Regions from separate parts of the Homo sapiens genome. Here region 2 is linked to region 1. The links are chromatin contacts, found by Hi-C or POLR2A ChIA-PET in ENCODE. All regions are on one chromosome and are shown on one strand. The core of a region is the stretch at or near the end of the contact, and the rest is flanking DNA. Distances in the headings are between cores, read along the strand shown. Region 1 holds the start of FHL2 (four and a half LIM domains 2). Region 2 overlaps SH3RF3 (SH3 domain containing ring finger 3).

Region 1 (2,700 bases), core at 184-2,683:
GCCCATCATTAGCCTTCATCGACATGTTATGGTGTAAACGCATTTTAAACCATGGCAGGCTAATAAACACCGTGGAAACACAATTCTGTGTATTAACTGATGATCTTCTAAACTGGGGGGTGATCTAAATCCAGTAACACTTGACAAAATTTTATATAAATGCACAATGAAATGTTCTTTGAGTTTGGTTTTATTAAAGTTTAATTGATAGACTAGGAATTCCTGTACTTCTAAGACTTGATGCAAATGGTTTTTGTTTTTTTGTTTTTTGTTTTTTTTTGTCTAAAACATCTTCAGGATAGTGCAAAACCTCTTTTCTTTAATATATTATTATAAAACACTCATTAGTAGAGTCAGCACCAAAAATGTGAGATGTATTGGGAGTTGTGTTTTGAAGACAGTTCTCCTGATTCTAAACCCAAATTGTGATTTATTACCTTCCAAAATATGTGGAAGGGAGTGCGGGCCTTAAGTTCAGTGATGTCTAAGTACACTGCTGCTTGCAAGCCAGCTACACATTTCAGCTAACCGGATTAGCCTACTTCCAGTTAAAACCCGACTGAGGATATGAAAATAAATATGACTGATTCATTTAAAATCAGAAAAACACTCAATATTTTCTTCCCTCTATTTCTGGTATGCTAAGATATCACACGAGTGCGACTTAAGAAAAACTTAGAATCTTTTCATTTAAAATAAGCCATTTTTGTTTTAACCGAATGGTTCAGTTATTAAATGTCTACCTGAGTCAAGGAGCGAGGTCACACTGCAAACTCCACTTATTTCTACTAAAGGGAAATGGCCCGGACTCCCCCGCGCAGACCACCGTGCCAGGACAGCCCGCTCGGGAGTCGGGCCTGGAAGCAGGCGGACAGCGTCACCTCCCCGCAGCCGCCGGCTGGGACCCGCGGCCAGCCTTTACCCAGGCTCGCCCGGTCCCTGCCCGCATGGCGGTGCCCCACCTGGTGAGGACGCGGGCTGCAGTCCTCCCTCTGGGGATGAGTCGGTGGGCTCCTCTGAGCTCCAGCGCCCCCAGGGTCTAGACCCCTCCCATTGCTCCGCTCCCCTCTCCCCGTGGTCTCCCCACCCCCAACCCCCAGGGTTCGGCTCTCCTCTCCCGGGTCTACCCCACAGCTCAACTCCTTTCTCCCGGCTTCTCCCCGCACGGTTCGGGTCCCCTCTCCCAGTGGTCTTCCCGGACCCACAGCTCTGCTCTCCTCTCACCAGTCTCCCCAACTCCGGCTCTGCTCCCCTCTCCTTGGGTCTCGCACCGGATTCGGCCCCCACTTCCGAGCCCTGGTGGCTAAGCCCCTCGGCCTCCCTCCGGGGCGCAGGGGGTTGGAGGTACTCACGGCACCGCAGCGGGCCGGGGACTCCCGGACGGGGCTGGAGGGCGCGGGCGGCTGGTGGCTGCGGCTCCGCTGCCGGCCGAGTGGAGCGCTGCGCAGCTCCCGCCCTCGAGAAACCCCGCCGTGTCATTTGACCATATAAGGAGATGCACGCCTCGGCTCGCTGGCACCGGGCGTGGGGCGCGGGGGGCGGGCGCCCCCAGGCCTCGCGGTTGCCGTGCCCCCGCCCCGGGCTGCGGCGGTCCCGGCCCGTACCCTTTGTTTGCCAGGGCTCCTTTCTTCGTGCCCTCCGGGTCTTGGGAGCACAGTAGTTATCGGGAGCGTCGCCTCCGGCGTGGGCTCTCGGGCGCGAGTTTCGGACGAGGCCTGGGCGCGGTGGCAGGGGTCTGCCCACGCCGGGATCTCTGCCTGGTCCCAGGAGCGGGAGACTGGAGAAGCCCCAGGACGTGCCGGGGGAGGCGGAGGGAGGAGGGGGTCACTTCTCAGGAGGCATGTGCCTGGGATATATTTGCAAGGTGGACGTTTTTCCTTCTTACCCTGCAGATGCTTCTTTACGAAATGAACACCACAGATGACCATAAAGAATCCTTCGTTCCACTACGGAGGGGACTAAAGGAAGGTCCTATCCCCACCTCTCCCTCTCGGGGCCAGAAGACTAGTTAGACATCTTGGATTCCCCTCCAGGGCGGGAAAACCAAAGTGAGCTGGGAGCGTGCCTCCCACATTCCAAGCCCGGGCCCTCTGCGTGACGCTGACGCTGGGTAGGGACAGATGGCACTGTTCAGCATTGTCGCAGGGAGAGCACAGGTTGAGCCCATCCCTGGGAGAGGGTGCGTCGTGATGGAAACATTTGCTCCTGAGCAGGTAACCGGTCCACTTGCAGAAACCGGTGGACGATGAGTAGGTGGACCACAAAGGCGTCCTCGGCACTTTGGGGGCAGGTGTATTATTTTTAACATTCGGGGCAGCTCATAGGAATACATCCTCCAGAGAAGGCGGGAAGAACTCCGTGATTGCTTTCTTTTAATTGATACTCTCCGTCTGGTAGGCCTCATGGGTCTCCATCATGGAATCACAGAACTTGAGAATAAAGGGGCTTCATCACCTTAGCTTCCACTCGGTGAGCACTAGCTCTACCTGGTATCTCATTTGATCCACACTCCTTTAAGGTAAAGATTTTTACCAGATTTACGGTGAGGAAAGTTCAGCTCAGATTTGCTCCAGGCCACGTGAACGGTAACTGTGCCAGCTGAGATTTGAACTGGGATGTGGTAGATGGCAAAGCCATGTAAGTATATTACGGGATCAGAAATGCCTCTCATCCCTCAGTCACTCAGGTGACTCCAGAGGA
Region 2 (2,700 bases), core at 30-2,529, 3.8 Mb after region 1:
GACAGCTCCAGGGAGGTTGGCTTGAGGTAGCTTTGCCCAGCTGGCTGGAGAAATGAGATCAAGTGGAGTGGCTTGAGGAGAAGTCGGCTGACCCACACATTTGACAGATCTTTTGGGTTCATTGATCTTTGTCAATGTTTCTTCTCCAGATAGCAACCTCCCTTTTCTTGTGTTAAATGGACTCACCTGATTGTAATCACAGAACTAATTGTTGTATAATAAAGACCCATTCTCTCTTTGCCCGTGGCCCAAAGCAGCCTTCTCCCCCACCCGTCAGTTCCCTCTGCCCCTGGTATTTCCCTGCTGGAGGAGTTAGACCTCCTGGTGAGCTGGTGTGGGGTAGGTGCCATACCAGGCTGGGCACTGGAAGAACAAGGGTGGATCAGACACAGTCTTGGCTTTATGGAACTTCTGTTGGGTGGGGGAGAAAGATGATTGGAATATAGTGGATGATGAAAAGACAGATGCTGCCCACACATCCCAGGGAAGCCCTGTGCTGAGCGGTGTGCAGGTGTCGGCAGCAGGGTAGGAGTGCACTCTGAGCAGGTGGAGGATGCAGTCCTGGGAAGGCTCGGAGGAATCTGAAAGCACAGTCAAGCAGTTGCATCACTTTGGGTGCTCTGGGCTGCAAGTCATGAACACCCAGTTTTTAAACTGGGTTTAAACCACATGGGCGCGGTTGCTTATTCTCTTCCTTGGCAAGAACTCTGGAAGTAGGTGGTCCCAGGGCTGCTTCTGAGCTCAGTGATGTACTCAGGACATGGCTCTTCCTCCCTCTTTGCCCTTCCACACCCTGGTGTGTCCATAGCATAAGGCTATGTGTACGCCAAACGCAGCCCGGGCATCTTGTCCTCCAGTGATAACTGCTGGGTGACAGGAGGGACGGACCAGGGCTCCTCAAACCTCCCTCATTTTATTAGGGAAGAAAGTGTTCCCAGAAGCATCCAGGACACTTCCCCTTATATCTCACTGGTGAGGACGTGGCCCCAGGATCTGCAGGGAGCCTGGAGAAGGGCATATCTGCCATCTGAAGCCTCTATCACCTAACAGGGGGCTGGGCTCTTAAAGCAAGGAAGATGGGGGCATTGGGTGGACACCAGCTGTGTCCAACACAGCAGGCACCTTTGAGCCATGTCAGGGCAGCAAACTGTGTGTCTACACAGGCATACTAAGGTCAGGTCAAGATGGCTTCATCTGTCACGTGTCAGAGCCTGGCCTTTATCCTTTACCTTGAGTGGGGAACGTGGGGATGGTTTTAAATAGGAACGTGACGTGGTCTCACTGTGGTGTGGTGTGATAGGGTGTGGTGTGGTGTGGTGGATGGGCTGGAAGGGCAGGGTTACAGCCCGTGGGTCGTTCTGAGGTCACTGAAGTAACCCAAGCCCATGAGGCAAAGCCTCCCGGGACACTGGTGTCAGAGTGTGGAGGAAGCTGACTCAGTGACTGCCCTCAGAGGCCTGGAGCAGTCCCTGCAAAAGACCTGTGGATTGGGTGGACGTGGCGGGCAGGGGAGGGAGGAGCTCTGAGACCAGCCCTGCAGTTCTGGTTGGAGGAAATGGAGGGCAGGCAGTGGTCACTGGACGGCGAGGAGGAAGGGGTGTTTCTGCCAATTGTCTTGGGTGTGCCGGGTGCCCCCATGCTGCGTCTAGGTAGGGGCCTCAGCAGGCTGTTGGAGGTGAGGCTAAGACGCAGACTGGAAGTGACTGGAAATAAAGCTGTCAGCATGTGGTTTATGGGTAAAACCACAAGAGATAAGATCACCCAAAGGGAGTGGCCCCAAAAGCTGGGGCAGAAGGGCTTGCCTTATTCTCCTGGGAGCATTGCTACCCTGGCAGAGGAGGGGCCTTGGGGCTGTGGGGGCAGCAGGAGGCCGGGGCCACGTGTGCTGTGTAGAGAGTTCTTGTGTAACAAACCTGCACACTGTGTACATGTACCCTAGAACTTAAAGTATTAAAAAAAAAGAGTCATAGAAAAGAGAAAAAAAAAAAAAGGAGTGGAGCCCAAGCCAGCCAGGCCCTGGCGTAGAAGACCTGTGAGACAAGGACTAAGAAATTTCATTGACATGAAACAAAAGGGGGATGATTGAAAGACAGCCAAACAGGAATCCTTTTTGAGGAGGACATCTGAACAGCCCTGGAAGAACGTCTCTGCCTGACACTCTTGCTGGCATCTGTGGGCTCTCTCTGTCCCGTGGACAGGACAATCAGAAGATGGGCTCCACTCCAGCTGCAACTCTGGTGACATTTAGCTGTGTGGCCTTGAGCCTGTGGCTTCACCCCTCTGGACTTGCGTCCTCACCCCTAAAGGGGAGCAAGATCTATGTATATTGGAGACTGAGTTCCAAGGGCTGCTGGGGGTGACGCGGACAGCAGTGTTTTGGGAGATCTGAGACTTGGAGGGTGGTAGGCACTGACACCACAGCCCAGGAGCTCTGCACCAGCTGTAGTGAGCTGAGGAGAGAAGGGGCACGTCGCTGAGCTCACACATCTTGGTGGAGGCAGAGTAAGATCTCAAATAATCTGAGAAAACAGCTTTTGTACTTCTAACCAGTAAAGCTGTCCATGGAAAAAATGAGCAGCGTTAAACCTTCAGTGGGACGACTAACCTCCATACACATCACAATTGACCGTGTTAAGCATCTACGTGTCTTTCTGTGTTTCTCTCTCTCTGAGCATTGCTCAATTATGGAATAAGAAGTCT

Evidence for each region. Hi-C counts contacts between places; a loop is a spot of excess contacts on that map. ChIA-PET counts read pairs that join two places held with the same protein, here RNA polymerase II (POLR2A). Pooled maps may share reads with other maps.
Region 2: a map of PC-9 shows a loop between it and region 1 (10-fold over the local background). The contact joins the enhancer-like site here to the promoter of FHL2 in region 1. A Hi-C loop is called at or near these places in 1 of 168 maps with a recorded cell type or tissue (PC-9) and 1 of 50 pooled maps. POLR2A ChIA-PET finds 5 or more read pairs at or near these places in 1 of 52 experiments (H1).

What each region holds. Positions count from the first base shown.
Region 1 is chr2:105,397,618-105,400,317 of GRCh38, forward strand. FHL2 (four and a half LIM domains 2) reads right to left here and starts at 1,434. Exons shown (of 7, transcript NM_001318895.3): 1 at 1,225-1,434. RefSeq lists silencers at 1,168-1,387, 1,408-1,537 and an enhancer at 1,215-2,037.
Region 2 is chr2:109,212,497-109,215,196 of GRCh38, forward strand. All of the region lies in intron 1 of SH3RF3 (SH3 domain containing ring finger 3), which reads left to right. It also overlaps a transcript of RANBP2 not described here. Among named protein-coding and RNA genes, the nearest start is that of MIR4265, 72 kb to the left of the region's middle. RefSeq lists enhancers at 1,628-1,677, 1,718-1,767. Within about 2 kb of position 1,280, at least 7 of the 41 ENCODE cell types and tissues checked have a DNase peak (open chromatin) inside an H3K27ac peak, as active enhancers do; they include PC-9, where a contact is called at or near this core.